2 separate regions of the Homo sapiens genome follow, and region 2 is linked to region 1. The links are chromatin loops, found by intact Hi-C in ENCODE. Cell type or tissue: gastrocnemius medialis. All regions are shown on one strand. Each heading gives the region's core, and the rest is flanking DNA. Links, peaks and the distances in the headings are about the cores only. Region 1 holds the start of LOC105375124 (a long non-coding RNA gene). Region 2 has its middle 22 kb from the start of ELFN1.

Region 1 (15,707 bases), core at 2,776-10,775:
CACCTAGAGTCCACCTTCTGCACCGAAAGCTCGGGGCAGGTAGGGCTGGAGCTGGGGTTTCCTTTCCAGGCACTGAGTAGGCAGTGCATGCTGAATGAATTCAGGGAAATATTAACTCCATAGCTGCCTATAACGGAAGGCAACCAGGCCAGGCACCTGGCTCATGCTTATAATCCCAGCACTTTGGGAGGCCGAGGCGGACAGATCACCTGAGCTCAGGAGTTCCAGACCAGCCTGGCCAACATGGCAAAACCCCGTCTCTACTAAAAATACAAAAATTAGCCAGGCGTGGTGGTGGGGGCCTGTAATCCCAGCTACTCAGGAGGCTGAGACAGGAGAATCGTTTGATTCTCCTGCGGAGATTGCAGTGAGCTGAGATCGCACCACTGCACCCCAGCCTGGGCGACAGAGCGAGACTCCGTCTCAAAAAATATATAAATAAATAAAGGAAGGCAATCCGAAATCGGCATATGTCACGGTTTTCCTGGGATGGGCCCTGTGCATGTCTGTTTCCCCGTATAATGGTGAATACATCCTCTTGTCACTCTAAAAGTATCCCATTTGGGGCAATAAATTGTCATATGGTCACCCTCTCATGAGGCCTCTGTGTGGGACCATTTCTCCTATTTCTATTGATAACACCTCCCCTCTCTTCTTTTACCAATTTCAGCACAATATCAATCACCATAACTCTATAAAAAGCTTCCATACCTGGCAGGAAAGACATCCTTCATCATTCTCCCTTTTCTGCGTTTCTTTAGTCTTGCCATTTGAATATTCATTCAGATGAACTTTTAGAATGATTTTATCTCGCTTTGTAAAACTCGCTGCGAGCCTGTTGATGGATGGTGGTAAACCTGTGAATTAATTCTGGAAAGACTTTCGGGTAATATTCCAACACGGCACATCTCACCACTCTTGTTTTCTTTGATATCTCTCAGGATAACTTTAGAGAGTTTTTCATAATGATCCTAAATTTCTCTTGTCGATTCATTCCTGGGAATTGGGAGGGTTTTGTTGTTTTATTGGTGCCGTTGTAAGTGGGGACCGTTTATTTAATTATGTGTCTCGACTAGCTGTTGTTAGTTCAGAGAAAAGTTATTGATTTGTATATGTTGGTTTGATTTCCAGCCCAGCACCTTCGTATTAAATTTTTATATTAAGTCATTTTTTTTCTCAGTTGCTTCTCTTGGGTTTCTAAGATCTTGAATCATTTTGTCAGCAAATAATTACAATTCTTCCCTGTAGACATCCCATTTAATTCTGTTTCATGTCTTATTGCTATGTCCAGAATTTCTGGACAATGATGAAAGCATTGCTGTTTTTTAATATAAGTTTCTGAATGGGAATCATTAAAAAATCTCATCACCTAGAATGATTCTGGCTGTTGAACTGAGACAGATTCTTGACTTCGATAAAGACGTGTGTTTCTGGTTCTATTTCTAGCAGTTACTTTAAAATCCGAAATTGGCACTGGATTTTATCAAATGCCTTTCGTCATTATGAATGTGCATTCCAGCTGACCTGTGGACACTGTGTAGTTTATTAATAGATTTATCTAATATTAAGCCAACTTTGAATTTTTTGTATAACTTCTACATAATCATGGCCGATTCTTATCTCTGTGATATTCTGTGGAATTGGATTTCCTTGAGTGTCTTTGAGGCTTTTTGATCCAATATTCACGGGTGAGATCAGGGTGGGGTTTCATTTCCTGCAGGGTCTTGGCTGGTTTGGGGTTTGAGGCTGTCCTGGCTTCCTCCTCCAGCTCATCAAACAGTGTTGCTGCTGGAAGCCCCTGGCTCTGTAGGCTTGGCCCCCCTCCCCAGTGGATGTGTTCCGGAAAGTCCTGCAGGCAAACACCACACACTGCTTTGTAAAGTGAATGATCATTTTCTCAAGTGAAATGTCACGCCTCATTTGTCTTCTGTGCTTTCCAGATTTTCACGATTCAGGGTCAGCTCAAAGCAGGGTGAACGATAGAGAAGCCTCCTCTGGGAGAGCTCATGACCGCCTGGAAGGCATCCGACGTGGCGGATTCGGAGATGGCATCTGGGAGGGGCTGGTCCCCGGGTGGGGCTGCCGAGGGCCTTGGAGGGTGACCCCAGCTCCCTGCCCTTGAGGCTAGGCCTGTGAGACCACCCCCGCCCACCTCCTGGGGCCTGCTGGTCTACGTGCCTCGGCATCCGTGCTGACAGATGGACATCCCAGTAGGCATTTGAGAGGGGAGGGCACAGACAATACAAAATGAATAAACTGCAATCTCAGCCCCTTCGGGACGGCTGTTCTAACATAGGAGAAAAGGAACAGACGCAGGAAGTAAATAGGGGCTCAAGGCAGGACTACTAGGGCCGACCCTGTCTGCAAAAGACAGCTGCGTCTCTACCTCCCACCTGGAGTCTGCAGAGACCTTGACACCCCCTGCTGAGACACAGGGTCTAGCTCAGCACGCCTGAATCTGGGCTGGCCTGAGACAGCCTTAACCAAGGCGCTGGTAGAAGCGAAGCCGTGTCCGTCCTGGGCACAGCCCCTAGCTAGGCCGGCCACCCTGCCTCCTGTGTCCTAGAAGCAGCCACCAGGTGAGAAAAGCGACTTTCCCAGCACCCTGCTGTGAGGCCTGGGTGGTGGGGGGTGTGGTCCCATCGAGACTGAGAGGCTAGGGCCATGGCACTGGCTTGGGAGTGAAGGAGCCGCTGCTGAGCAGAGGTGAACCGCCCTGCTGAGCCCTTCCCAGTGCCTGACCCAAGAACCCTGAGCAAAAGAAGCTGGCCCTGAGCCCCGGGGTGCAGGACTTTGTGGGACAGTGGAGGATCACTGACTCACACCAAACCCAAGTCCTCAAGTAAGAGGGAGTGGGTGGGGAGCCCCAGGCCTCCTCCAAGCTCACGTTCCCCATCCACCACAGGGGGCCAAGCTCTGGCTCTAAGAATCCACTGGAGAATTGGAGGGCTCCTGGCAGTGAGTTGAGCAGAGGGGCCCTGTGTGGTGTGAGGGCCAGAGGAAGCTGGCAGTGGCAGCTCCGCGGGGCAGGAGGAGCTGGGCTTTAAGCTGAGTTTGCCTCCTGAGCAGCCGGCTGCTCCCCAGCTGGGTGATTTGCAGAATGTCCTTAAGTTCTTTGAGCCTCAGTTTACCTTTCTGACAAATGGGGCCACTGATAGCCATCATGAGATGATGGACATCATGAGATGATGAACAGGACCATCACGACAGTGAGATGCGATGGTGTTTGTGAACACGCTGGACACACGGAGGAGCTGGTGTGAAACTCCCCTTCCCCGACAGGAGCTGGGACCCGGGTGGAGCTGGATCCTCCCACTCAGTTCCTGATACTCACAAAACTCTGGGTCTTTCCCAGCCTCTGTTTTCTCTCCTCTGAAAACTGAAAATACTAACATCACCCTGGGGTTCCTGGAGGGGGGAACGTGAGAAAACGCATGTGCTGTGTGCTGCCTGGGGCGTGAAGTGGTCCAAAAGCCATCGGTGGGATTTGCATGGACAGAAGGAAAGGTGGGGGGTCTGAGCAAAGCCCAGGAGGTGCCTCCGAACCAGGGGACCCTGAGCGCTGGGGCAGTGGCTTTCTGTGAGGGAAGGTGGCCAGGACCCTGAGTGAAGAGGACTGGGTGCCTGTTGGCAGCAGCTGGCTTCTGCTCGCCCAGCCAGCTCTGCAAACCCTCCGCATCTCAGAGCCTATCAAGAATCTCTCTAATAACACAGCAAACATTAATTACAGCTGAAAGGCCGCAGAATGCGGTTGGTCTGAAAGAGGCTGCCCCTTGTTAGTCAGTGAGCCTCTGGGAAGGGTGCAGGCCGGGGCTGGGCTCCCTCCACAGGGGCTACTGCAGTGGCAGGGGGATGGGGAGCAGGAGTCACTCCCAGGGCTACAGTGCAGACCACAGGTCCTGGGGGAGACCTTCTGTTCTCACCCGTTTGGCGCCCTAAGGGAAAGCCTGTCCTCGCAACCTGGAGCAGGAGAGGCAAAAAGAGAGGCCCCTGGGTGGAGCAGGAAGGTCTGGGATCCAAGTCCGGCCCTGCCTCTCAATGGCTCTGGACAGAAAACCGCCCATGCAAAGGGGTGGTGCTTGGACCTCTCGGCCTCTCTCAAACCGCTCCCCTGCACACAGGGTGGAGAGAAGGCCCATTCCCTGGGCATTCAAAAGTCCAACAGGCTGCAAATAAGGACTAGGGGAGGTGAGGCACAGTGGCTCACCCCTGTAATCCTGGAGCTTTGGGAGGGCAAGGTGGGAGGATTGCTTGAATCCAGGAGTTCAAGATCCGACTGGGCAACAAAGCAAGACCCCATCTATGCAAAAAATAAGAAATCAGCTGGGCATGGTGATACATGCCTGTAGTCTCACCTGCTTGGGAGGCTGAGGCAGGAGGATTCCTTGAGCCCAGGAGGTGGAGGCTACAGTGAGCCATGATCACACCATTGCATGCCACCCTGGGTGACCAAAAAAAGACTACTGGATAAGGCCAAAGCATCCAGGCAGACAGAATATTGGAAGGGAGTGGAGTCCTCGAATTGAATGAGGAAATGAAGGGAGGCCCCTTGAGTGGGGCTGGGGAGACAGCTTGGGGCTACCCTTCTAGGGCAGCCCAGGACTGACCACAGGGGCACCCCACTACTGAAGGTCCCAAGACTTAGTTCCTTTCCCTGCCCCTCTCATGGAAAAGAGAAAAGGGAGGATTCAGCCCTAGTTTCTTGGCCTCTGGAAACAGCTGAGCTTCAAGAGATACCCCCACCAGAATAAAAGCCTCAGGAGATAACCCCATCAGAATAAAAGACCTTGTCTCATCATTTCTAGCTACCCCAGGGAGAAGAGCAAGACTGCATGGTGGAGAGGCCTGGCTGAAGCTTGGGGACTCACACTCACCATCTCCACCCCCCTCGTGTGCTCATTCATTCTTCATTCTCACAATCATTCATTCACTTGGTATTTATTGAGTGCTTGGGTGTGGGCAGGGAAGGAACCAAGATGGACGGAACAGGGTTGCTGTCTTCATGGATCACAGAGGCTATGAGTGCTGAAGAGAACACGCGTGATGGAATCCCACAGCCCGACCCCGATGCTGGACACCGATCCTGTTGCCTGCTGCTGTGTGCCCCTGAGTAAGTAGCCCACCCACCCTGGGCTTCAATCTTTGTGCCTGTAAAACGACCCTCAGAGGACTAAACAAAAGGACAAATGATGGGAAGAACCCAGCCCGGCTCCTGTCTCAGCAGACATGGGTCCCCTACGGAAGAATCGGGACGTGCAGGGGCGAGTTCTGGTGGAGGAGGCATCCCAGCCCGCCTGTGGGCCCTACGGGTAACAGCTGGGCTCATGTCCCACCTGAGGCTGGGACGACGGCCCCTCCCCTCTTCTCAGGGTGACACCCTTGCCGTGCCTCTGGCTGTCACCTCCCACCTGCTCACCTGTCTGTATCCAGGAGGTAGAGGGAGAAGGGACTTGGGGGCCCTCCCTGGACAGAGCCTGGGCTAGAAGCGAGTGGCTGGCTAGCTCTCCCTGGAGGCCTGGGTCCCCTCTGCAGCAGCTGCCACACCCCAGGGGATCCAGGGACCCCGGGGAGCACACTCTGGTGGGCGTGAGGCCTCGGGGGAGCTGGGCCAGCTTGGCCTTGGGGAGGGACTTGGCGTGGTGTTGGGCTGAGCGTGCCGCCAGCATATGTCTGAGCGGGCACATTTGGCAGGGTCCATATGCTGACTGCTATAAATAGATCTTCTCATTTAGGCTTCAAAGGGCCAAGGTGAGGAAGAACTGACAGGGTTTGGAGAGGCACGGTGCAGGCAGGGCTGCGGCTCTCGGCTTGGGGTGGGAGCACCACCCAGAGACCCACAGTGGCTCATGTCCCCATCCCAGCATAGTGGCCGGGACAGAGCTTGGGTGCGGTGGCCACAGGGCAAGGAGGGGTCAGGACCGTGGCGGGTGCGGACCTTGGAGCCCTGCGTTCTCCAGCCGAAGACCCACTAGGCCCTGGGAGAGAATAGTGCGTGTGTATGAGTGTGATTTTTGTGTGTGTATTGTGTGTGTGTGTATTGTGTGTGAGTGTGATTTTTGCGCAAGTTGTGTATTTGCGTGTGAGTGTGATTTGGGGTAAGACTGTACTATGTGTGTGTGATTTTTGTGTATTGTGTGACTTTTGTGCGTGTGTATTTGTGAGTGCGAGGGTGTGTTGTGTGTGATTTTTGTGTGAGTGTGTATTTGTGTGTGATTTTTGTGCGAGTGTGTACTGTGTGTTATTTTGAGTGTGTATTATGTGTGTCTGAGTGTGACTTTTGTGTGAATGTGTACTGTGTGTGTGCGCATGTGTGGGCATGTTCTCTGGCCCCTCCAGCCATGGGTCTACCACTTGCCCCGCCCCACCCTTTCCCGACGTGCACACACAGACGTGCACACATGTGTTACACACAGGAGCGTCTAATTACTGCCTCACAGCAGGCGGGCGTCCGACAGCTGGGGCAGCCAGAGGACATTCCATTTTCGGTGAAGCCGACAACACTGGAAACCACCCAACTGGGGTGTGAGTGCACCCTCTCAGGAGTGACTTAGTCAATGAGAGGCAGCCGGCCCGGGAGGGAGGCCTGTGTTCTGCTCCCACCCCACCCCCGCTCTGCCTCACACCTGCTGCCCTCCCTCCCTCCCGTCTGTCTCGCTCCCGCCTCTCTAAGGCTGCACCGACCTGGCAGACACACGCACCTGTCACCGGCCTCGCCTGCGCCCTGTCCCGTCCCACTGTCTCCTCTCCTCTCCACACCACCAGGGCCCCCGCCAGCTGCCAGGAGCCCCAGCACCAGCTGTGGGCGGGATTCTGGCCGGGCAGCCTCCCTCTGGGAATCATCGGCCTATTCCCTGGGTTCCTTCTTCCCTAAAGACAGTGCCTGGCCCCTGCTGTGGGCCAAACTGCCTGCACCCACCAGGTTTTGGGGTCTCAGGGTCACCTGCTTCCCCTCCCTAATCCTGGCCTCTGCCCCACTTCTGGGAGACCCCTTTTTGATCCCCAGCCCAACCTTGCTCAGGGACAGAACCACCCTCTGGGGTGCAGGGCTGGGCTGTGACACCTTGTTCTGCCTCCTGGGCTGTGCCCCTCCCCACAGGGGCCTCGCCAGGGCCATGCCCGGCATGGTGGGGAGGGGGCTAGCACCTCACATCAGGGCAGGGCCAGTGTCCATTGTGAGGTAAGGCGATGAAGATGATGATGCCCTCAGAAGTTGGCAAAGAGGCTGACACAGGCCAAAAGGGGTGCCAGGGGTGCAGGACGGGAGGTGGGTGTGAGGCACAGGTAACCTTGACCTTGAGGAAGGGGCAGTGGTGGCCGTGAACCTGCGAATCCACGGAGAAGAATCAGGTGAGACACACCCGGCCTCTGTGACAGGCCCTGGGGGGAGTCGCGTTCATGGGGCCCCGGGCTCTGGCAAGGCTGTGGTCAGTGATCACTTATGCTTGAGTCCCTCAAAGGGCGGGGGTTCCCCAAAGGGGGTCCGGGTGGGGGTCACAAGCTCTGTCCTCACCTGGTTCTACCTGGGAGCAGCAGTTTGGGCGAAATTTGAGAGTTTGCAGGAGGGCCAGGACCAAGATCCAAGCCTTCCCTCCTGCTGGACTGATTGAGGGTCAAATTCATCTCCACAAGTCACACAGGGCAAAACTCACACCCACGTAGCCAGCCAGCAGGGAGGTGGGGCCGCACGGCACCTCAGGGAACAGGAAGACCAAGAGCAAGTTCAAGGGTAAACACGGTCACCTGAGAAGGCAACGCGGGCTGACTTAATAGAGATCTGTTAGGTAGAATAGAGGAGGTGATCTGGTTCTGCCCAGCACTGCTTAGCCACGATGAAGGGTTTGGTTTCAGACCTCCAGGGAGATCACAAAAGCTCATGCTGACATTGCACCTACCACGCGCCAGGCACTGTGCTAGAAACTCTGCATATATTAACATGTTGGATACTTATGGTAACCCTGTGACGTCTGTGCTGTTATTTCCATTTTACAGACGAGGGGCAGACATGTTCGTGAACTTGCCTGAGTTCCCACGGCAACTAAGTGGTGGGGCCGGGGCCTAAGCCAAGGCAGCCTGGCCCCATAGCCCCTGTGACTAACCACATCCCACGTGGCTCACAGGTCAGCGTGGGCATGTTTCCGGGTGAATGAGTGGCCTCAATGGGAGGGGACACAACGTCAGCTCATCCAAAAAAAAGTGGGAGGAGATGGGGTGTCTGGCTGAGGGCAGGGGCGTCAGGTGCACTGCAACTTGCAGAGCTGCCTATAGCAGAAGGCTCCCCAACCCCGTGCAGGCACTGCATGTGGCCACTCCTCATCCTCCCAGAGACTTCTCCATGCCTGACAATGACAGCAGGACCCAGTACACAGTGCTGGAAAACAACTAGGCAACATCTCACCAAGGCAAAGATGCTCGTGGCCCACGAGCCCAAGCCCCAGGCCGGGGCACAGCCCTGGAGAAGCTGGGAGAGCTGCCCAAAGATGTTCATAACAGCATTGTTTATAATGGTGACAGGGCAGACACCAGATGTCCATGAGAGAGTGGACCAGAACCTTGTGAGGCGTGGGCCCGATGGAGTACTATGCAGCAGTGAAAAAGAAGGAACCACAGAGCCATGTGCACAGAGTGGATCCCACTCACAAATACGCCTCCCAGCCAACAAGCAAGCTCTCCAAGATACCTGCTGTACCACACGCCATATCCAAAGCGTCAGAGCCTGCAAAAGCGTATTACATAGGCGTTTGTACAAATATGGTCAAAGTATACAAAATGTGTCACGATAACGTTGTGGAGGTCTGTCGCACAACACCGCAAATCCACTGAACACCACTGAACCGCGTGCTGAAATGCTTAAGATGGTGAATTTTATGTATATTTGACCACTATGAAAAAAAATTTTTTTTGAGATGGAGTTTCACTCTTGTCACCCAGGCTGGAGTGCAGTGGTGCGATCTTGGCTCACTGCAACTTCCAACTCCTGGGTTCAAGTGATTCTCCTGCCTCAGCCTCCCGAGTAGCTGGGATTATAGGCACCTGCCATCACACCTGGCTAATTTTGTATTTTTAGTAGAGATGGGGTTTCACCATGTTGGCCAGGCTGGTTTTGAACTCCTGACCTCATGTGATCTGCCCACCTTGGCCTCCCAGAGTGCTGGGATTACAGGCGTGAGCCACCGCACCCAGCCAAAAAAATTTTTAAAGAGAAAGAGGGATAAAGGATCTAGAAGGGGAAGCTTTCATTGCACAGGGACTAAGCTGGGAAGGGGTGGGTATTTAGGTATTCATTGTATTACTCCTTAGGTCATTGATTGTATTAAATATTTTATAACTTTAAAATATTTATAAGGGATTTCTTAGATATTTGAGACATCTTAAATATTTTATAATCAATTTTAAAATGTTTTAGAAAGCAATGGGCTGCCATATAAAACTAAGCTCCCCATTAGTGGAGGTATACAAGGAGAGGCAGGACACCAGAGACGGTATTAAAGTACTGGAGTGGAAGTTGGACTGAAAAAGTGGCTCCTGCCCAGGCGCGGTGGCTCACACCTGTAATCCCAGCAGTTTGGGAGGCTGAGCGGGGGGTGGATCACCAGAGGTCAGGAGTTCGAGACCAGCCTGACCCATATGGTGAAATCCTGTCTCTACTAAAAATATAAAAAAATTAGCCAGGCGTGGTGGCAGGCACCTGTAATCCCAACTACTTGAGAGGCTGAGGCAGGAGAATCGCTTGAATCCAGGAGGCGGAGGTTGCAGTGAGCCGAGATCGCGCCACTGCACCCCAGCCTGGGTGACAGAGTGAGACTCCATCTCAAAAAAAAAAAAAAAAAAAGTGGCTCCTAAATTGGGCTAGCTGTGAGGATGACTCATGAACTTTAGAAAAAGAGGCTTCCAAGACGTAACTCTGGGGTCCTGATTTGGTAAGTCTAGGTAGGGCCAAGCACCTGTACTTGTTAATGTGCCCACTTCTCCAGCTAGACAACCTGTCTGGTCTAAGCACTGTTTCTCTAGTCCCAAGGACCAGGCCTGGGCCACCCGGGCCCCTGACCAGGTCAGCCATTCCCAGGGCTGCGCAGAAGACCGTCCACTTCGCACCTGTTGTAGTAAAGGATGGGATGTACACACCCCAGAATGTTCTGGGAGCCGTAAGCCAGGGGCCTCTGGCAGTGAGTCACACAAAAGCTCCCATGGCACAGATACAATCACTGAAGACCAGAGAGGGGAAGGGAGTGTCACAGAATCACAGGGGACCGAGGGAGACTTGAGCTTGGGCCTTCTCGTTCCCTTCCAGGACCTCCCTCTGCCATGGGCAGGGGTACTGATTGGCTTCAAAAACTCCTGGACAGCAGATCGTGAGCGATGGTTTTGGGTGCAGTCCCTCCCTCAGAACACCCTCCTCGACCCTGACAGGCCCGGCTTCCTCTGGGCACTGAGGAAACACCCGATGGACTGAGTGTGGTGGGCTTGGCAGGTGCGTAACTCGATGCCCTGCATGCAAATGGTGCCCGTGAGAAGCTGAACCTTCATCTCACAGGCTGATGGCTTTAAGGCCCCAGCTGTTCTTCTTCCAGCCGACAAGGCGTTTAAAGCACCTACTATGTGCCAGACGCCACGCTAGGGCATGGCACAGGGCAGATGCACTGTCCAGCAAGTTCGCTGCCTTGTGTGTGCCTTCCAGCGTGCCTGGAGTCACATCAAGAGACGCTCCCAATATTGGCCTCTGCCCCCTGAGAGCTTGCACTCACACACTTAGGCCCTGAGAGGGAAAGGGATTTTCCCTGAGTTACACAGTGAGGTCATCCCTCTCCAAGGTGACACCCCTGTAGCTCCCTGAAAACATCAGGCCTGGTTGGGCAGCCAGGAGGAGGGTGAGTGAGTGATCAGCCATGTAACTGCCTCCCACCGGCTCTCCCTCCCCCAGTGCAAGTTGCTAAATCTTTCTGTGCCTCTCAGCTACCTCACAGGGATGAGAGAGCTCATTACAGTAATGCCAGACAGGTTTTATCCAATGTTTAATTTTGCAAGTGCTGACACGTGTTTATTTAAACATGTTATTAAACACATAGAAATACCATGACGTGGAAAGTCTTCTGATCATTCTCATTTTCCAGAAGAGGAAACTGAGGCACAGAGAGAGTGCAAGGGACACGTTGGTAAGGGACACAGCTGGGACCTGGGCCCAGGCAGGATGGGTGTGGGGCTGCCTCTGTACCAGCGGAGCATGCAAGGTCTGAGTTTGAGTTAATGCTCACTATTTAGTAATCGTTACTTCAGACGATAATACAGTGATGTTCTATGTTACATAATAAAAGTAAGAGCTTACACTGTGGAAGAGAGATCCAAGTACTAGGTGCGGGGGGTGGGGGGTGCTGGGGGGAGGAAGGGATCCCACCACCGGAAGGGGAGAGAGGTGGTCTCCAGGGCCTGAGATGCACTGGAATAGGAAGGAGCTTTTAAGGAGCTCAGAAAGGCATCACAACCTGCTGAGGTTCTTGGCACACAAGCTGGCGCAAAGAGCCATCTGGTCTACCACCTGCCTGGTTAGATGGGGCCCGGTTATTGAAGGCGGTTTTCCATTCATTCATGCCACAAACCTGCACGCTGGTTCCCTGGCTCATGGCCTCGGTGTTCTCTGCTGTGCCTGGGTGGAGGCTGGGGACCCATTCCTGAGGCTTGTTGGGGCATAGCTGGCTGCCCCTTGCCCGCAGCTGTATGGGCCTCCTGGCAGGCGTGAGCCAGCAGGCCTCTGGGAAAATCAAGGGCAGGCAGAGGAAGCCTGGGGCCCACTGTGGAGACGTCTGCCCACCGGCTGTTCCCATCTTCGTCTTCCCACTGGAGTAAGGGCAGAGGCCGTGGACTCCATCCAGCCTGGGCCTGAGTGCAAGGATAGTGGCTTCCCTGGGACAGGGAAAATGGGCAGAGGGTGGGGTTTAAAAGGAGAGGTGTCTGGCTGGGACATCTCCAGGCAGCATCAGGCTCGCAAAGGACACTGTGCCAGAATGCTGTCAGCTGAGTCTTATTTCTGGGCTGAGAAAGGGGAACCCAGGACACGGAATGCCGGGTGGCTGGGGCTGGGGTTTGCAGAGGAGATGGTGGGGGAGGGTTTGCAGAGGTGATGGTGGGGGAGGCCCCCACCTGAGTGCCAGTGGCTGGGGCTGGAGCTTGCAGAGGTGATGGTGGGGGAGGGTTTGCAGAGGTGATGGTGGGGGAGGCCCCTGCCTGAGTGCCAGTGGCTGGGGCTAGGGTTTGCAGAGGCGGTGTTGGGGGAGGGTTTGCAGAGGTGATGGTGGGGAAGGGTTTGCAGAGGTGATGGTAGGGGAGGCCCCCCACCTCCTAGCCATTTGCTCCTGGCCTGATCCCAGTGCTTCGAACCCCACCATTTGGGGAGATTCCTCTGGGCCCTGTTGTGTCTTTGGTTTTCAAGAAGATGCCAAAGGTCTGCCAACAGATCTGGAAAGGGCAGTGTCCTCACAGAATCAGAGTCTGTGGCCCCATCCAAACTCGGCTCCTCCTTCTGTCGGTTGAGGTAGGGAGGGAGGGCACTGCGGGGGCTGGGAGGCTTGGGGAACAACAGGGCCATGTCTAAGACACAGGGGTCTCCAGGGGTGGGTGTGTCCAGAGGGCCCTGTCTGCGGAAGCGGGAATTAGACGGGGCTGCCTAGCCCAGAGCCGGTCCTGTTGGTGGGCGGGGCCCTGTTGGTGGGCGAGGCCCTGTTGGTGGCTTGGGTCCTGTTGGTGGGCGGGGCCCTGTTGGTGGGCGGGGCCCTGTTGGTGGCTTGGGTCCTGTTGGTGGGCGGGGCCCTGTTGGTGGGCGGGGCCCTGTTGGTGGCTTGGGTCCTGTTGGTGGGCGGGGCCCTGTTGGTGGCTTGGGTCCTGTTGGTGGGCGGGGCCCTGTTGGTGGCTTGGGTCCTGTTGGTGGGCGGGGCCCTGTTGGTGGGCGGGGCCCTGTTGGTGGCTTGGGTCCTGTTGGTGGGCGGGGTCCTGTTGGTGGGCGGGGCCCTGTTGGTAACCCCTGGGGGTGGAGATGGAGGCACTCATTCAACCCCAGATGTGATTCAGGCACTCAGGCCCCTGGACAGCTCCGGGCTGGTCCCAGACACTCTTGGGGGCAAAAAAAGAGGAAGCTCACGTTTCCAGCCTCCTGTGCATCCCATCCTAAGAACCCCTGGAGTGTGGCTCCGCGGAGGTGAGATTCTCAGGAAGAGAAATGAGGGCAGAGGCCCAAGACCCTTCTGTCCAGGATAGGATGCCAGAGAGGTCACAGCTGAGGTCCACAAACCAATCAATGGGCGAGAGGGAATCTGAACAATCTGAACCAACACGGCCAGGGAGGGGGCCCTTCTGGAGTCCTAGAGTGGCTCCATCATTAACTTGAGTGTGACCGAGGACCTCAGCTTCCCCAGCCAGAACACAGATGGGAGAGTCTCCAGGTGGGGTGACCGCACATCCTGGTCCGCCCTACTGTCCCGATGTCACTGCAAACGCCACCTCTTTGTACTCTCAGAAGTGCTCTGGTTTGGACACTAAGTTACATGGTCGGTGTCTCTCTGGGCACCCTTTGCATTCAAAGCATGCTAATGATTTCCTCATATTTCAACTTTTAGCAAGAAAGGCTTTCGGCCAGGACCAAGGAGAGGGCCTGTGGATAGGTCAGTCACCCCCAATGCTACTTCCCATTCTCCAGTCAGGCCCGCTGAGGGTGACCCACTCTCCCTTCTTCCCACAAGGTACTGCGGCCCCAGGGTGTCCAGAGGAATGAGTGGCCAAGACCTTTTGTTGGTCCCTATTCTCCTCTTCCTCCTTTACTAATTGAACTCCAAATTTAAGCTGGACCCACCTAAATACTACATTTCTAGCTTCCCTTGCACGTAGGACCACATTCTAGCCAACGGGACGTGAGTGGAGTTGAAGTGTTCCACTGGTGAACGACTCCCTTAAAAGGAATGGGCATGCATGCCCCTTGACAGCTGGGATGCAGATGTGATGGTGGGAGCGGGAGCAGCCACTTTGGTTCCAGACATGGAAACTGCAGGTGATGGTGACAGAGCCACCCTACCAGCCCTGGGCCACTGACTTCTGGCTGTTTGTGAAAGAGAAATAAACTTCTATCTTATTTAAACTACCGTTCTTCAACAGCTTGTCCTACCTAATACAGATGAGAGGCTTCTCGCTCAGAGGAGCAGATTACAAGGGAGGGGGCCTGGCACAATCTGGAGGTACTCTGCGCATAGGGGGAAGGGAGGAGAAGCAGGACTACAACTTCCTCCTCCCCTGCGACCTGTCCCTGACATGCCCACCCTGGCACCACAGCCCCACCCTGGCCATCCCTATATGCTGCACATGCCACGTGTGTTGGAGACGCCACTGTTTCTGCCATCTCTCATACCCGAAAGCACCCTGTGCCCCTCTAAGTTCCACACACTCTTCTTTCCTAGAAGGCCACTCTGATCTGTCTGATTCTCTGAGGTCTGCATGCATGCACCGTTCCTCTCTGGGAAGGTCAGGCTCCCCCATGAACCACATCCCCAGCCAGGCCTGGGCTCCCAGGGGCACAGCTAAGGCTCCAGCTCCCCCGGCACCTTCCTCTGAGTGGAGCACACAGTAGGACCGTAGCATGTGCCTGCAGACTGGACACACTGCCTACCTCCACCTGCCCCTTCCTGGGTGTCCCAGAGTCTCAGCGTGTCAGCTGAGCAAGCCTGGAACTGCGGCCCACTGAGGTGCTCATGGCATCTCAGGGCCATGCTGCAAGCGGCCAGGCCAGGATACTCCAATGTCCTGAGCAGCCTAAGCTAGGGCAGGCAGAGAGCCCCATGGGCTGCTCCAGGTACCTGTGATCTCCATGCAGAGAACAGCAAGGCTGTGATACTGGAGTGTGGGTGGCTCTCCTGAGCTCCGGCTCTGGGCAGATGCACGGCCCCTGTCTGCCTCTATTTCCTGCGTGCGGCGGCACCACTGATGCCTATCGCTCAGGGCTGTGGTGTTACGGAGAGGCTGCATCAAGAAGGTGCTCAGTAAATGTGTCCTTCTCCTTCCACGCCTTTCCCCCTCCTCCCTCCTGCATGCTCTGGCAGAGAAGCAGCTCCTTGAGCTCTGGGCCACATCTTTCCAGATCAAATCATTGCTATGAAAAAACAGCAGCCCTGTCTACTAATTTCCCTCTGGCTCCCATGCCCCATGCCGGCTGCCTGCGCCCTGGCCCCTGCAGATCCTCCTCTTCTCCCTACTCTCCTTCCTCTCCCCTCCCCCTCCATGGCTGCCGTCAAGCCAGGCCTTGGTGCTGGCCTCCTCCCCAGGCCCTCCAGTTCCCCTGCACGCTCTCTGACCCACTTTAGCTGCTGGAATCACAGTTTCCCGGGTGAGGCTGGGGGAGTGCGGCTGCAGTCCTGGCTGTGAGTCACTGGGGCTGAGTTTGCAGGGGGAGGGGACAGCTATGACACGCATGCAGCCCCAGGGGTCATCACGTGACACGTATGCACAGGGATGCCTACACCTGTGTGTGCAGAATGTGGATATCCTTGCACATGCAGGGGACCTGGGGATCACACCTGTGCAGGCATGTAGCCGGGCCAGCCTGGGGCACACAAACACGCACGCACACACAGACATACGCCCACGTCCAGCGGCAGGAAGGAAGGCAGCTAAGGCTCTGGAGGGAGGATGGGGGAGAAAGACTCAGTGGCACCTGCCCAGATGGCTCGCCGGGCACA
Region 2 (15,707 bases), core at 3,436-11,435, 77 kb after region 1:
GGTTACTGGGCTGGTTACCTCAGCCACTTGGGAGGCTGAGGCAGGAGAATCGCTTGAACCCAGAAGGTGGAGGTTGCAGTGAACTGAGATTGCACCACTGCACTCCAGCCTCTGTCTCAAAAAAAAAAAAAAAAAAAAAAAAAACCCTAAAAACAAATAAATTGCAAATTAGGGAGCCTAGTAAGAAGAATTCCAAATTTATAAAAAAAAAATTTTAAAACAAAGGAAAAGAGGGAGGGAGGGAAGGAGGGAGAGAAAGAAAAAGAAAAATTACGTATGTATACACACAACACACAGACACTTTGGTAACCAATGGACCACATTTGCAATGGTGGTCCCAGAAGAGTATAATACCCTATTTTTACTGCACCTTCTCTGAGTTTAGATGTGTTTAGAAACACAAAGACTTGTCCTTGTGTTGCAGCTGCCTACAGTGTTCAGTGCAGTCACCTGCCGTGCGGGTGTGTAGCCCCGGAGCCACAGGCTGTACCGCGAGGCCCAGGCGTGGGGTAGGCTCCGCCATCTGCGTTCGTGTGAGTCACTCTAGGATGTACGCGCGATGACAAAATCACGGAACCATGTATTTCTCAGAACGTGTCCCTGTCGTTGAGTGATGTGTGGCTCTGTGTGTGCGTATACACGTGTGTGTATATATATGCAGACACGCACACACATATGTAGCCTGGCAGAGTCACCGATGCTTTTTCTCTGTCTGCCTTATTTCATGTCTCTGAATTGTCCATATTCACTAGCAGCAATGTGGATTGCAGCTGGGCGCCGTGTTCCCAGGAGCCACGGCCTGCCCTCCCGGGCTGCTGCAGGGGTGCGCTGGGCGGGGCGAGGCTGGGCACCCCCTTCGCTCCCCCTGCATGCTGAAGGCTGGGGTGCAGACGGCCTCCTCAGTGATGAAGGCAAATGGCCCAGGCCTCGGGCTCTGCTCACCTGGTCCCCTGTGATTCATTCTGCTTTATTCAGACTGAAATAGGGCTAAATGAGAAGATAACAGGAGTGACATTTTGCAGGCTCCTACGTGGACTGCGCCCGGAGGTATCTTATTTCTTAAAACAAGTTTCAACCGCCAGGATGTTTCACTTGGAGGGAGAGACCCGTGATGTCTAGGAGTGGTAAGGAAATGGTAGAGGGGCCTCAGCCTCCACGCTGTGGGGTCCCTGGGTGGAGATGGAGGCACTGTCAGCAGCCACCTGTGAACGTGGCCTTGAGCTCAGTGCACCCCTCCTGCTGTTATGATGAAGTGGGGCCTCAGGACTTGTCTTCCCTCCTCCCCGGCTTCCCTCTGTGAGCCCCTCGGGGATCAGGCTGGTCTCATCATCACTGTCACTTTTGTACACAGTAGATGTTCACTGTAGGCGCTTTGGAACCCGGGTATGCTCTTCCTCAAAGCACGCCCTCAGCAAACAGCCTGTACACGCTGGGCCTTAGCCCCAGGACCAGTGCCCTGGCCCGCTCCCAGAGCTGAGCATGGCGCATTGCTCCCCAAGGCCTGACTCACTGCAGCCAAACACTGGGGCGCAGACGCCCGCTGGCTCCAGGAGCTGGATGGGCAGGCAGGGCGGGGTCTGCGTGGGGGCTGGTCTCCATCTCTAGCAGGGTGCTAATCTGGGCCTGTGTCCACGCACATACTGCAAGTGTGTGTGTGCCTGTGTGCATGCGTGTGAACATGTCTCTATGTGCACACGTATGTACCTGTGTGTGCCTGTGCATGTATGAGTATGTGAGCATGTCTGCATGTGTGTTCACAAGTATGTCTTGTGCACCTGTGCGTATGTGAGCATATCTGCTTGTGTGCACAGTATGTACCTGTGTGCACCTGTGTATGTGTGTATATGTGAGCATGTCTGCCTGTGTGCACGTCTTGTGCACCTGCGCATGTATATATGTGAGCATGTCTGTCTGTGCACACATGCATGTGCCCTTGTGTGTGTGCCTGCATGTACGTATGTGTGTGCCTATGTGAACATGCCTGCATGCTTGTGCACATGCATGTGCCTGTGTTCCTGTGTGTGTGTGTGAATTCCTGCATGTGTGTACACATGTACGTGCCCTTGTGTGCATGTGCCTGCATGTATGTGCACATGTGCCTGTGTGCATGCCTGCATGCTTGTCCACACATGTATATGCGTGCATGTGTGATCACCCTATTTCTTTCCTCCATCACCTATCAGCATCTACATGGAGCACCTGGGGCTGGGCCAACAAGGTGCCGTGAGTCTGACTTCAGGGCACACAGACAGGGGCAGGTGACAGGGGCTGCTGGGGTAACACCACAAGGAGCTCATAGCATTTCTGCAGGGAGCCCACATCTGTCCCTGTATCTGCGTCCTGGGGCCACCATAACACATTGCCACACGTTGGGGGGCTTAAGACAACAGGTGTCTGCTCTTTCGCAGCTCTGGAGGCCCAAAGTCCAAAATCAAGGGATTGGCAGGGCCGCGCTCCCTCTCATAGCTCTTGGGGAGGATCCTTCCTGCCTCTTCCAGCATCCCTGAGCAAGCCTTGGTGCTCCGTGGCTGGAAGACACGTCACTCAGTCACAGGGATGTCTTTCCTCTGTACACGTCTGTCTGTGCACAAATTTCCTCCTTTAAAAAAATAATTGGCCGGGCGCGGTGGCTCACGCCTGTAATCCCAGCACTTTGGGAGGCCGAGGCGGGTGGATCATGAGGTCAGGAGATCGAGACCATCCTGGCTAACAAGGTGAAACCCCGTCTCTACTAAAAATACAAAAAATTAGCCGGGCGCGGTGGCGGGCGCCTGTAGTCCCAGCTACTCGGGAGGCTGAGGCAGGAGAATGGCGTGAACCCGGGAAGCGGAGCTTGCAGTGAGCCGAGATTGCGCCACTGCAGTCCGCAGTCCGGCCTGGGAGACAGAGCGAGACTCCGTCTCAAAAAAAAAAAAAAAAAAAAAATAATCGAGGCCAGGTGTAATGGCTCATGCCTGTAATCCCAGCACTTTGGGAGGCTGAAGCGGGCAGATCACCTGAGGTAAGGATTTAGAGACCAGCCTGGCCAACATGGTGAAACCCCATCTCTACTAAAAATACAAAAATTAGCTGCGTGCGGTGGCAGGTGCCTGTAATCCCAGCTGCTCGGGAGGCTGAGGCAGAAGAATCGCTTGAACCCGGGAGACAGATGTTGCAGTGAGGCAAAATCATGACACTGCGGTCCAGCCTGGGCGACAGAGGGATTCTGCCTCAAAAAAAAAAAAAAAAAAAAATTGGAGGTTGGAGGAACAAGGTCTTGCTCTGTTATCCAGGCTGGAGTGCAGTGGTGCGATCACAGCTCACTGCAGCCTCCACCTCCTGGGCTCAAGTGATCCTCCTGCCTCTCAGCCTCCTCAGTAGCTGGGACCACAGGCATGTGCCACCACACCCGGCTGAAATGTTCCCTCTTCATAAGAACACCAGGCACACTGGATCAGGGCCCACCCCAGAACATTTTAACTTAATCACCTCTGTAAAGACCATGTCTCCAAATAAGGTCACATACTGGGGATAGGACATCAGCGTGTCCTTTGGGGGACACAGTTTAGCTCATGATAATCCCCGTCTCAGTTCCTTCACCAGCCCTGGAGCTTGACTTTATTAGTCCTTTGACAGTCAGGTGGTATTGAGGCTCAGAGATGTCAAGTCCTTTGCCTAAGATCACCCAGCCTGGGCACTAATATTCCCCACAGCAAGCTGGTGCCACAAATACCAAGAGGGAGCTGATCTCCATCCCAGGCAACCCAGGGTGGCTTCCTGGAGGAGGCGTTGTTTGACATGGGTATTGTTGGTTAGGGGGACTTTTAATCACTTAGAAAAGCATCGAGAGTCAAGTTTCAGGGAAAAGTCCGACCCCTGATGGGGGCGCTCCCCTCACTCTCTCCACCCCATCTTTTGGGCAGGGCCTCCCCCACCCAAGGGCAAGACTGCAGTTGCCCAGGACCTCCTGCTCGGGGCAGACCTCAGGTTCCGAGTCCCCATCTCAGTTCTCTGAGGCTACATGGGTTGGCCTTACCCCTTGATGCACTTTTGACCCTCCCTTCTCCTGCCACCCCAAGGTCCTCTGTCCTCCCAAAGCTGGGCCTACCCCAGGGTTCCTGACTCAACCTGGACAATGAATTGGCCTCTAGGTTCTGCCCCCCCTCCCCCTGAATAGTTCCCTGATCTGCCCTTCTGCAGAGACAAGAACTCCAACCCCCTTTGGAGTTTAGAGTAGATTTGGCATTTAGAAACGTGGGTTCACTGAGCGTAAGTCCCCACCCCACCATGTTCTCTGGGAACACCATGCCCGCCTCCAGATTTCAGCCCCTCCCCAGGGGCCTGGTCACCGCTCGGAGAAGCCTGGGGCAGGTCTAGAGAACATGGGAGGGGGAGGAGGAGGTGTGTGCCCGTGTGTGCCTGGGGTGGCAGCTGCCTGGCTCCGCCCGCTTCACCGTGCAAGATTCTCTGGGCCTCCATTCCTGCCTGCTCCAATCAAGCCTCCCTCAGGCTGTGACTGGAGCCCAGCCTTCCAACATTCCAATCTGGAAACCCTCATGTTCTCAGAAAAAGTCCCCATCCTCGGCCTGAGGACCCAGGGCTGTATCTAGCGCTCCCCTCCGGGCCTTGACTCATGCTGGTGCCTCCGCCTGGGGTGCCCTCCCGAGCCTTGGCTGGCTTCTCCCACGCCTCTGTCCTTCAGCCTCAGCTTAGGGGTCCTGGGCTTTTTCAGGCACCTGTCCGTGGGCCCACTTCCTGAGCCGTCATCGTGGGGTGCCTTGGTGGTGAGCCCCTTGCCAGGAGGGGCTTATTAGACTCCACTCCGGCAGCACAGGACTTTGGACCTACCTGGCTGGGGCCGAACCAGCCTGGGGGAGGGGTGGGCAAGTGGCTCCAGGGAGCGGGGTGCTTTGGCAAAAGGCCAAGGTCTCAGCACCCCCTGCAAGCCACGTCCTTGCCAAGTGGACTGGCCCAGCCCCGGCCCCTACTTCAGTTCCCCTTCTCCTGCAGCGGGCCTTCCCCTGCGTCTCCCATGGGAAGGCCACTCGCTCCAAGCCCGCATCGTGATGGACAACCAGGCCTAAGTAGGAGCTCTGCAGGGCTCTGCGGCAGCGGGGATCGATCAGGCTTCCTCCGGGAGGGGAGCCGGCACCTCCATGTCCGTCTCCTTGGCAGGAGCTCCCTGGTTCTGGCCTGATCCCTAGGGTCAGAGGCAGTAAATGACAGTGGCCTCCATTCCTAACCAGCCTCATCTGCCTGGCTCGGGGCACGCTGGCCCTGAAAGCCGCCCCTCGGTGGGCATTCGGTGCCTCTGCAGGGCAGAGGTTCAGCTCTGAGGCCAGATCGACGGCTGCAAACCTCAGATCCCACCAGAAGCTGACTCCAGAGAAATCACTTCCTCCAGGGTTGCTGGTGTGTGGACCCTGAGCCCACAGCCTGACTTGTGCTGCCCGGCCCCTGGGCCTCCATGAAAGCACGAATTCATGCAGAAAATGGGGCAGCTACTGGGGATCCATCCCTGGACTCCAAAAGCCATCTCCTCCAGTGCTTCTTCCCAGGACTCGAAACTCCCCCCACTGCTTTTGATAAGAATAAAATCCACCCCTCCATGATGCTGGTCTTCCTGTTTCTCCCATCAAGTCTCCCCACTCAGTGAGCATCAGGATGTGCTTGATTTCCTCCAACGCCAGGGAGCTCACTACTGCCCAGCTGTGGCAGCTGCTGGCTTTGTGCACCAAAATTTACTCACCGGGCTGTGTGCCGGGGAGGGATGAGCGCCCCTCACTGCACCAGACAGTGTGGTCCCTGAGGCCGTCCCCTCCTTGCTCTTAGCTGGTCTCCTCCACATGGCCTCTCCTCCAACCTCATCACCTCCACAGGGTCTCAGCAAAGGCCCCATCTCCCCTCTACCTCTCCTGGTCACCCAGCCACCGGTGTCACCCTGCGGACACTGATCTCTCGGGAGTCCTTGTGGAGCAAATCCCCAAAGCTGCCCATGGAACTTAGCACAAATGTTTCCCCAGGGTTTGAGGCCCACTCCACCCCAAATAATCTCCCCTTTTTTTGTGTGTGAGATGGGGTCTCACTCTCTCGCCCAGGCTGGAGTGCAGTGGTGCGATCTCGGCTCACTACAACCTCCACGTTTCATGCCTCAGCCTCCTGAATAGCTGGGATTATAGGTATGCACCACCATGCCCGGCTAATTTTTGTATTTTTAGTACAGACAGGGTTTCGTCATTTTGGCCAGGATGGTCTCGAACTCCTGACCTCGAGTGGTCCACCCGCCTTGGCCTCCCAGAGTGCTGGGATTACAGGCGTGAGCCACCGCGCCCGGCCACCTCCCTTCATAAAGCCGCCTTCTCAAACTCCTCCTTCAGCCCAGACAGCGCTCACCAGGCACACCTTACCCATGTTCGTTCATTCTTTCCAAGCACCGGCCCTAAGGGAGGGATCACGACTATCCCTGTTTGCCAAATGAGGACGTGAGATCCAGGGAGGTCATATAACTTGCTGATGGTCACATGGCCCGTATGTGGCACAGCTGGGGGCCAGGCACAGGCGTTGGGCTCCAGCGTCCATGCCGCAGACATTCTGCGGGGCCCGGCCCCTTCTCCACCCTTCCCGTCACCTGCAGGCTCCCATAAGTGCAGCATTTCAAGCTGGCAGATAAATGACCCTGATGATCCTGGCCCATCGTCACACCATCCTTGCAGGTCATGGAGGCTGGGAGCGGAAGGGGTCTGCCCTGAGTCACTCGGGAAGGGTCAGGAGGTGCCAGGAAGAGGACTTCCCAGGAAGAGGGGGGTGTTACGGGCTGCTTGGTGCCCCCGAAGCTCAAATGCTGAAGCCTGGACCCCCAGGACCTCAGAATGGGGCTGTGTTTGGAGACGGGGCCTTTGAAGACGTGACTAAGACGAGATGAGGTCATACGGGTGGGTCCTAATCCAATCAGACGGGTGTCCTTGTAAGAAGAGGAGATCAGGACAGACACGCACAGAGGGACAGCCCGGTGAGGACACAGGGAGATGATGCCATCTGCAAGCCACGGGCTGAGGATTCAGGAGAAGGCAGCCCTGCCCGTACCTTGATCTCGGACTTCCAGCCTCCAGAATGGGAGACGATAAATTCCTGTAGTGTAAGCTGCCTGGTCTGTGGGGTGTATTACTGTGGTCAGAGCAGACTCACACAGATGGGGCCTTCCTGACTCCACGCTGGGGGCTCCGGGGGTGCAGCCTGCTGTGGAGCTGGGCCAAGGGCTCGCTTGGTCCCGCAACGGGAGCTCCTCTTGCAGGCGCTGCTCAGGGCTCTGCCGGCTCCGCTCCGCAGGCAGCCTCCCCGCCACCCCCCTCCCCGGGACAGGCTGGGCCAGGACTCCGGCAGGGCCTGGCTCTGTGACAGGCTGTCAAGCAGGCAGCAGATAAAACGCCTGGCCAGGGTGACAGAACAAGATATAAAAAGCCTCCCAGCTCCTCTGTATTGACTAGAAACCTCGTGCTTCACGTCCCATTATCTCCCATGCTAACGGGCCCATACGAAGGCCGGTCAGTGGGGAACTCGGCGTCCTGGCAGGCAGGGAGACACAGCACCTCACAGGGCGCCCCAGCCCTCCGTCCTGGTCCTCGCCCAGCCTGGACGGTCTGACCGGGTAGGTCCTTCTCACCCCAACGCATTTCCATCCCCTTTGTTTTGGAGGGCAGGCAGAACATGACCGCCTCTCGGAGAGGAGACAGAGCTGCAGGCAGCTGGGAACTCGCCCAAAGCCAAACTTGGATGGCAGTGTGGGTGTCCTGGGCATCCCCCAAGGCGGGCAGGCCCTGGGCATCGGCTCACTCAAGCCACCTGAGCATTTGATGAGGAGGTGCTTCTGCACCCCCATTCTGCAGGCAGGAGTGCAAAGCCCACAGGCAGGGAGGGACTCACCCAGCATCCCTGCAAGCTGGAGCCCGTGTGGGGCTTCTGACCCAGGTCTGTAGGACCCCAGAGCCTCAGGGAGCCCCTGGGGCAGATTGGGCTGGGACCCCGAGTGTCTATAAACAGGAGCGAGGCTGCGGCCCTCAACCCAGATCAACGCCCACGAGCACAAACCCAGGTAAGGCACAAACTCCGTGGCAGCAGCGGGGTCCGCGGGCCCCAAGTTTCCCTGAGGCCAACGGCCCAAGCCTGTGGGATGCAGATGTGGTCTGGGCCAGGTCTGCAGAGGTCCCGGGTCTCCCCGCAGGGCCTCGCTCCAGGCTGGAGTCACAGGGGCTCTCTGCCTCTCCCCGCACCAGCCCCTCCGCCCCTTCTCATCAGTCAGGTGGCAGCTGCACACTCCTCCCTCCGCACAGCCTAGTTCCCCAGGGACCTCGCTGAGCCAAAAATGCCTGTGGCCTCTGAGGAAGCTGGGAGGAAAGGCACGCTGTGCTAAATGAAGGGCCGTTTCTTCCTTCCAGAATAGCTGCGGCCACAGCGCGTCCAACGTGCCTGAGCCGTTGGAGCCAATCGCAGCACGGGGAGCAGTAATTAATAAAAATGGGTAATGATAGACCATCTGTCCCAGCCTGCGCTCCGTGGCGGGGCCACGCCGGGCCCTCATTAGGCATTCCTCTGTCATTGTCCCCGCAGATGTTGGCGGTGGCCGTGTCGGTCTCATGGGAAGACGAGGTTGAACACATTTAGGCAAACGACACCAGCAGGCTGGGCCCGAGCTACGAAGCTCGCTGGGGTCAGCCCGTGCAGAAAGCCCCGGTGCGAGGGACCTCCATCTGTCCTCCACCCCGGATGGTGGCTGTAAGCTCAGGCTGTGAGTGAGGTGGGCCCAGACCCCAGCTGGAGCCCCACTCGCTGGCTCTGTGACCTTGGGCGAGCGCTGGAGCCCTCTGAACTTCCACCGCTGAGGTCAGAGCCAAGCACCAAAGGAGAGGGGCCAGCGTCTGTTTGGGAAGCTCGGGTGGAGAGATCAGGACTTCCCACAGCCTCTAATTTGCTAACTTGCAAGGGAGGAATCAGATCTCACACCGTGGCCCCCAGAATCCAGAGACTCAGTAAGGCTCCCAGATCATAGTCATGCTTCAGTGGAGAGGAGACCTCGGGAGAAGATGACCCCAGGGGTCCCAGGGTCTTGGAACTCTCTGGAAGGCGCTGGGCAGGGCTTACACTCCTTGAAAATTGCAGCCAGTCTATGGATCCCTGAGGAAGGGCCCCTGGCTTCCCTGGAGGAGGGTCCATCCCCTGGGGAGGGGAGGCTGGGCACCCAGGAAGGGAGGGGGACCCAGCATGCCCACGGCTCACAAGCCCAGTGAGAATCGGATATGCAGAGAGGCCCGGCGTGGTGGCTCACGCCTGTCATCCAGTGCTTTAGGAGGCCATCACTTGAGCCTAGGAGTTTGAGAGCAGCCTGGGCACACGGCAAGACACTGCCTCTACAAAAAGATATAAAATTAACTGGGCATGGTGGCATGCACCTGTAGTCCCAGCTTAAAAAAAAAAGAAAAAAAAAAAAGGGCTGGGCACAGTGGCTCATGCCTGAAATCCCAGCACTTTGAGCGGCTGAGGTAGATGGATCACCTGAGGTCAGGAGTTCGAGACCAGCCTGGCCAACCTGGTGAAACCCCACCTCTACTAAAAAATACACAAATTAGCCTGGTGTGGTAGCAGGCGCCTGTGGTCCCAGCTACTCAGGAGGCTGAGGCAGGGTAATCGCTTGAACCTGGGAGGCAGAGGCTGCAGGGAGCTGAGATGGTGCCACTGCACTCCAGCCTGGGCAACAGAGTGAGACTCTGTCTCAAAAGAAAAAACAAAAATCAGCAGAGAGCAGGAGGGACGTCTCGCTCCCCCAGGGGGAGGAAGGCCCCGCGTGGTCTGTGTAACCTGGAGCCGTTCTGGGGCAGAGGCAGGGCCTGGCCTCCCTGCAGTCTCAAAGCTTTGGGTTCCATGGTGGTGTCACTGCTCCCCCAGCTGGGTCCACTCTGGACAAATGGCCAAATGCCCTCAGAGTGGGGGGTCCCCCACACAGAGCATCCACATTTGCCAAGGGTGGCCCCACCTTGAACACACCTGGGGAAGGCACGGCAGAGAGCAACACCAAGGCACAGAGAAGCGTGACCTGTCCAAGATCGCGCCACCAGGAGCAGTGGAGCGTGACTTCCTCCAGACAGCACGTCCCGGGGCACGGAGGTCCCACTCACCCTCCACCCTTGAGCTTTGGGGTCTGAATGCTTCCCCTGCCACCCCTGCAGCCCCTGCCTGCCCCGAGTGCTCCCAGCTCACCTCGGTTTGGCCTGTGCCAGGGAACGGCTGACCAAGCAGCCCCTGGCTGTGGGCCCGGAGGCCAGCGGGGACACCTGACCAGAGGCCCCTCTGGTTCCCTGTGCTAGGTAACCTGAAGTCTTGGCCTGGCACACCCCTGGGGAACCGGAGCTTCTCGGCTTTGTCCCCACACAATGGAGCATTGGAAAGAAGAATCAGAGAGAACGTGCTGTTCCCGGAGCCCATCAGCCTGGCCAAACCCTTTCAGGGCCAAAAGGACCTGTGGAGGTCAGAAGGGAAACTGAGGCCGGGTGAGGGGCTCCCCCTTACACAGGAGGTGGGGTCAGACCTGAGACAGGGCCTACACCTGCCAAGCCCTGGGCCAGGGACGATTCCCACCCAGGGGTGTCCTGGGGTGAGGGAGCCCTGGGGCTGCCGGGCAGACCTCTGTCGGTGGAGGGAAAGCCGCCTCGCTGGCTCGAGTACAAGGGTCAACAGAGACCCGTGGGTGCAGCGAGTTAGCAAGCTATGGAGGGACCCAAGGGCGAGAAGATAGACCCGGCGCAGTGTTCTCATAAATATTCATGTGAGCCATATGAATATTCATAGTAACCTCTCCTACTACTGATAAGGGAGAAGTGGCAGTGAGGGAGGACAGGCCTCTCCCTCCTCAAGCCTGCAGGCCAGAGTCCAGGCGGAGGCCCTGAGCGTTGGAACCAGTCCTCCCGGCAGCCCCCTCAGGATCTCCTCAAACAGGCGGGGACCAGGGGCCAGTGAGGGTGGAACCAGAGCAGGAAGGAGCACGTGGCCTCTCCCTGCCACGGAAGAGGGCTCCAGCACCCTGGGTAACCTGGGGTCACCATGCCTGGACCTCAGACAGGCCTGGCTTTTCTTGGGTCCACTGGCGGGAGCCGCAGGAGCCCGGCGAGGTTGCAACTGCTTGGATCACAAGATCCTCTGGCGCTGGGTGGGGAAGGGACGTCCAGTCAGAGGCGGGGCAGCTCCGTGTCCAAGCCTTTTCCTTTCACAGAGATGGAAAGCGAGGATGGCTCAGAGATGGCAGTGCCTTGCCCTAGGTCACACAGGAACTTCATGGAGAAGCCCAGGGCTCCATTCTGTCATCTGTAAGCGTGGGGACAGATTTTTTTTTTTTTTTGGACACAGTTTTACTCTGTTGCCCAAGCTGAAGTGCAGTGGCGTGATCTCGGCTCACTGCCATCTCCGCCTTCCAGGTTCAAGCGATTTTCCTGACTCAGCCTCCCAAGTAGCTGGGATTACAGGTGTGCGCCACCACGTCTGGGTAATTTTTGTATTTTTAGTAGAGACGGAGTTTCAGCATGTTGGCCAGGTTGGTTTGGAACTCCTGACCTCAGGTGATCTGCCCGCCTCGGCCTCCCAAAGTGCTGGGATTACAGGTGTGGGCCACCATGCCCAGCCTGTGTGGACAGATTCTGACGTGCAGGTAGGTAGAGTTACATCTGAGCTGGTTCCTGCCCTGGGACAGGTGTGTGGCACACAGTAGGCCCTCAGTGTTTGCTGAATGAAGGAAGGATCATAACCTGAAGTTAGCTTCCATTTAAAGATGGGGATGCCCGATGTGGTGGCTCACACCTGCAGTCCCAGCACTTTGAGGGGCTGGGGTGGGAGGATCGCTTGAACCCAGGAGGTCAAGGCTGCAGTGAGCCATGATTGCAACACTGCACTCCAGCCTGGGCAACAGAGTGAGACCCCACCTCCAATAAACAAATAAAGACAGGGAAACCTAGAAGAAAGGACCTGCCCAAGTCTCGCTGTAGACGGTGGTGGGCCAGCTTCTGTTTCACTGAGTAATGTCGACAGTTTAGGTAGCGTTTGAGGACGGGGGTCTTTTTGGAAACCTCTCTCCTTGATGATCTTGGCAGCCCGTTGGCTTGTGAGGAGCTTTGCAGAACCCACAGGTCTGGGGTGGGGGGGCACAGGGTGCTGAACCCCATGGCCTGCAGGGCAGCCCCATTCCCTCTGAGTCCCCAGCCCCTTCTGTGCACTGCAACCAAGAAAGGTGTGCAGGGTACAGTGGTACACGCCTATAGTCCCCGTGCTTTGGGAGGTGAGGAGGGTGGATTGCTTGAGCCCAGGAATTTAAGACCAGCCTGGGCAATGTAGCAAGACCCCATCTCTACAAAAAATTCTTCAAAAAGTTAGCCAGGTGTGGTGGCGCACACCTGTAGTCCAGCTACTCAGGAGGCTGAGGTGGGAGGATCACTTGAGCCTGGGAGTTCAAGGCTGCAGTGAGCTGTGATTGTGCCACTGTACCCCAGCCTGGATGACAGAGTGAGACTCTGATGAAAGGAAGGAAGGAAGGAATGAAGGAAGGAAGGAAGGAAGGAAGGAGGGAGGGAGGGAGGAAGGAAGGAAAAGTGTGCAGGTGAGACCCATCTGAAGGACAGAACAGAAAAGCCCAGAAGACCGGCAGCCGTGGTCAGCAGAAGGCAGCAGCGCTGGCTGGGGCAGGGACACAGGAGGGTCCTGGGGCCAGAGGGAGGCCCTCGGAGGCAAAGCAGGCGGGAAGCCGTGTTCATATGAAATCCAATGGGGAGGCTGACAGCAAGCGGGGAAGAAAAATAATCATAAATGATGGTTTTTATTAAAAAATATCACCAGGAAAACGTATGCTCATTCCAGAAGCCCAAAAAAGCCCAAAATGTAATAAGGGGGAAGAGAGGAGATGGGGAATAGAAAATTAAAATCATGAAAATAGCCCCGGAAAGCCTCCTGATGTCTGCCGGGAGTCCGTAGCATGGGAGGGAGGGAGGGAGGGAGGGAGGGAGGGAAGGAAGGAGGGAGGGAGGGAGGGAAGGAAGGAGGGAGGGAGGGAGGGAGGGAGGGAGGCAGGCAGGGAGGGAGGCAGGCAGGGAGGGAGGGTCGCTGCTGTGCCGAGTGATAAACATTTTTCTGCAGCTGAAACAGCACGGGGCGCGGGCAGGAGGCGGCTCAGATCATCCATCAGGCAGCAGTGATGGATCCTTCCTGCCATGACCAAGGCAGCCAGGCCGGCCCACAGGCCAGGGGCCAGCTCCTGGCCACCCGTGAGGGTGGGTGGGCTCTTGATCTGGAGGCAGGGGGCTGCCTCTGGTGGCCCTGGCCAAGGGGGCAGCTCAGCTGGAGTCACACCACGGCGTCTGTCCAAAAAAGGCTCCCGGGCCCATGGAATGCAACCTTGGGATGAGAGAAGGGAAACTGAGGCCCAGAGAGAAGGCCACACCCACAGTCACACAGCAAGCCCGTATCCGCGTGGGAGCAGGGGCAGGTCTGCTAGGGCAGACGCTGCACCCAGGGCCCGTCCCATAGGGGCTTCTGCGGAGAGGAAGGGGTGTTACTGTCTGGGGTTCCCTCTCGCCATGCCTGTTCTTCCAGGGTGGGGGGTGGGGATCCACCTGGGGCCTCTCACTCCTGCATGGCCCAGGAAAGTCCCCTCACCCCCTTGTTCCTGCCTGACTTGAGAAGGGCAGTAAGGGCTGGGTCTCGGCAGGAAGCGGGACCCCCACCATGTCCACGGCTGACGCTGGAGCTCCGGGTGCCATTCCGGCTGGGGCAGGGGGTCTATGTGGGGAGAACAGCAGGGGGACAGGGTAGCACGCCAAATCCAGGCTCCTCGGGGGGCTTGGGGTTTTACAAAGCACATCACCTCCCTCCACCATGGGAAGCTGTCCCCCTTTCACAGATGAGAAAACAGAGGCTGGGATACAGTTGGTGAGGCCACTCACAGAGGACCAAAGAATGGAACCCAGGCTCAGGCAGGACCATCCCCTGGCCCCTCCGGGAAGCTGGTGAAATCGGCTTCTTCTGTCTGACAGCCTTGCCGTGAGCCTGCCCTGTGGCCGGGGCTCTTGTACCAGGATCAACAGGAAAGGGCACAGAACCCTGGCCTCGTGGAACCGACATTTTAGCAAATTAGGGAGAGAGAGGGGGAGGGAAGAACGGATTTCAGACAGTGAAGTAAGTCAACCATGGCAATGCGATGGAAAGAGCTGGGGGGCGGGAGAAGGGGGTAGCACTGTGCTTGAACCTGGGGTTCCGGAATGGCCTCTCCCAGGAGAGGGATTTTGAGCCGAGACCTGGGTGGTGAGAAGCAGCGACGCTGTGAGGAACCCCAGCTGAAGGACACCAAGTGCCAACACCCTGCAGCCGGGCGAGCTGGCTGGGTGGACAGATGGAAGGCCACACATGGGGCAGGGGGCAGGCAGGGTGAGGGCTCGGGACCCTGGGGAACAGCCGGCTGTTCTGAGCCAGGAAGGGTACCTGAGTGTGAGGACAGATGGGGCAGGGAGAGGACGGAGCTGGGGACCCTCTGTGGGGCCAAAGGGGGTGCAGGGAGGGCTCCCAGCTCTGTGTCTGTCTGATGACCTTAGATAGGGGAAGACTGGGGAAGGCGTAGGTCTGGGTGGGGTTTGTGGGCACCGTCAGGAGCTCGGCTGAGAGTGGAGGGGGACCAGTGGGCAGGTGGGGCATGGAGGGGAGAGGTGGGCTGGGGGAGAAAGGCGAGGTGGTAGCCAGCTTGGAGAAGGGCTAGAGTAACTCGCTGGGAAGAGAGGAGGTGGAGGGGAGGCCAGGCCCGCTGAAGCTGCAGAGTGCACGTGCATGGGCCAGCACGGGCCTGGGGCAAGGCTGGGGGGACCAGGGAGCTCCGAGCTGCAGCGGTGGGAGGCTGACCCAGTCTGGGGTGCAGCTCCCCACTGAGGGGGGCAGCCTGGGCCTGCTGGTGGTGGCTCCTGGCATCATGGGGTCTGGGGCTGCTGGGCGTGGGGGCTGGGGTTGGGGATGTTTGAAGCTGAGGGGTCTAGTTTGGGCATTTGGCTTCCTGAGCAGAGGTTATTGGGGCGGATTTCCAGGTGAATGAGTTTTGCCTCTGAATTTGGTCAAAGGCTTTCCTGAGCCTTCAAAATGCCCAAGAACAGGGGTGGGTGATCCACCCCAGCAGGGGCCGAGGGGTGGACCACCCGGGGCTCAGAGAGGGCTGCAGCGCGCTGGCTCTGCTGCCACGTGCCACAGCGCCCCCTTCCGAGACACGGCAGGAAACGGTGCTTCCAACGCCAGTGGCTCCAAGGCAGGGCCTGTCTTTGCTGGAGTTACATTTTGGAAGAGAAATTTTGTATCATATGCAAATGATTCCCATCAGGAGAAGAAACCAAACCCTCCTTCTACTTGGAGACACCAAGAGGCCCCTGGCTGATCAAACCAGTAATTCCAGCACTTTGGCAGGCCGAGGCAGGCAGATCACTGCAGCCCAGGAGTTAGAGACCAGCCTGGACGTCATGGAGAAACCCTTTCTCTACCCCAAAAATGCAAAACTTAGCTGGGTGTGGTGGCGCACCTGAAGTCCCAGCCACTCGGGAGGCTGAGGTGGGAGGATCGCTCAAGCCCTGGAGGGTGAGGTTGCAGTGAGCTGTGACGCCACCACTGCACTGGAGACCCTGTCTCAGAAAAAAAAAAAAAAAAAGAATCTCCTGGCTGAGAATCTGGAG

The links. Hi-C counts contacts between places; a loop is a spot of excess contacts. Peaks named below come from ENCODE experiments on the same cell type or tissue, not always from the same donor. Only the 100,000 strongest peaks of a DNase experiment are listed, where the experiment ranks them.
Region 2: it touches region 1 in a loop (2.4-fold over the local background); 3 of 110 quality-filtered maps call a loop at or near these places.

What each region holds. Positions count from the first base shown.
Region 1 is chr7:1,716,388-1,732,094 of GRCh38, reverse strand. All of the region lies in intron 3 of ELFN1 (extracellular leucine rich repeat and fibronectin type III domain containing 1), which reads right to left. It overlaps LOC105375124 (a long non-coding RNA gene), which reads left to right and starts at 5,715. Exons shown (of 4, transcript XR_001745057.2): 1 at 5,715-7,347; 2 at 7,990-8,117; 3 at 8,512-8,855; 4 at 10,289-11,071. LOC124901819 reads left to right here and starts at 11,710. Exons shown (of 4, transcript XM_047421176.1): 1 at 11,710-11,834; 2 at 12,660-13,183; 3 at 13,602-13,724; 4 at 13,870-13,956. The coding sequence starts at 11,710. The coding sequence ends at 13,922. RefSeq lists enhancers at 6,838-7,424, 14,245-14,944, 14,945-15,644. In gastrocnemius medialis, for the core only: no CTCF peak of the experiment used is centred there; DNase peaks (open chromatin) are centred at 5,698 and 6,634; H3K27ac peaks cover 1,741 bases.
Region 2 is chr7:1,640,085-1,655,791 of GRCh38, reverse strand. No RefSeq gene overlaps it. Among named protein-coding and RNA genes, the nearest start is that of ELFN1, 22 kb to the left of the region's middle. RefSeq lists an enhancer at 6,136-6,643. In gastrocnemius medialis, for the core only: no CTCF peak of the experiment used is centred there; DNase peaks (open chromatin) are centred at 6,964 and 7,371; H3K4me3 peaks cover 393 bases; H3K27ac peaks cover 3,445 bases.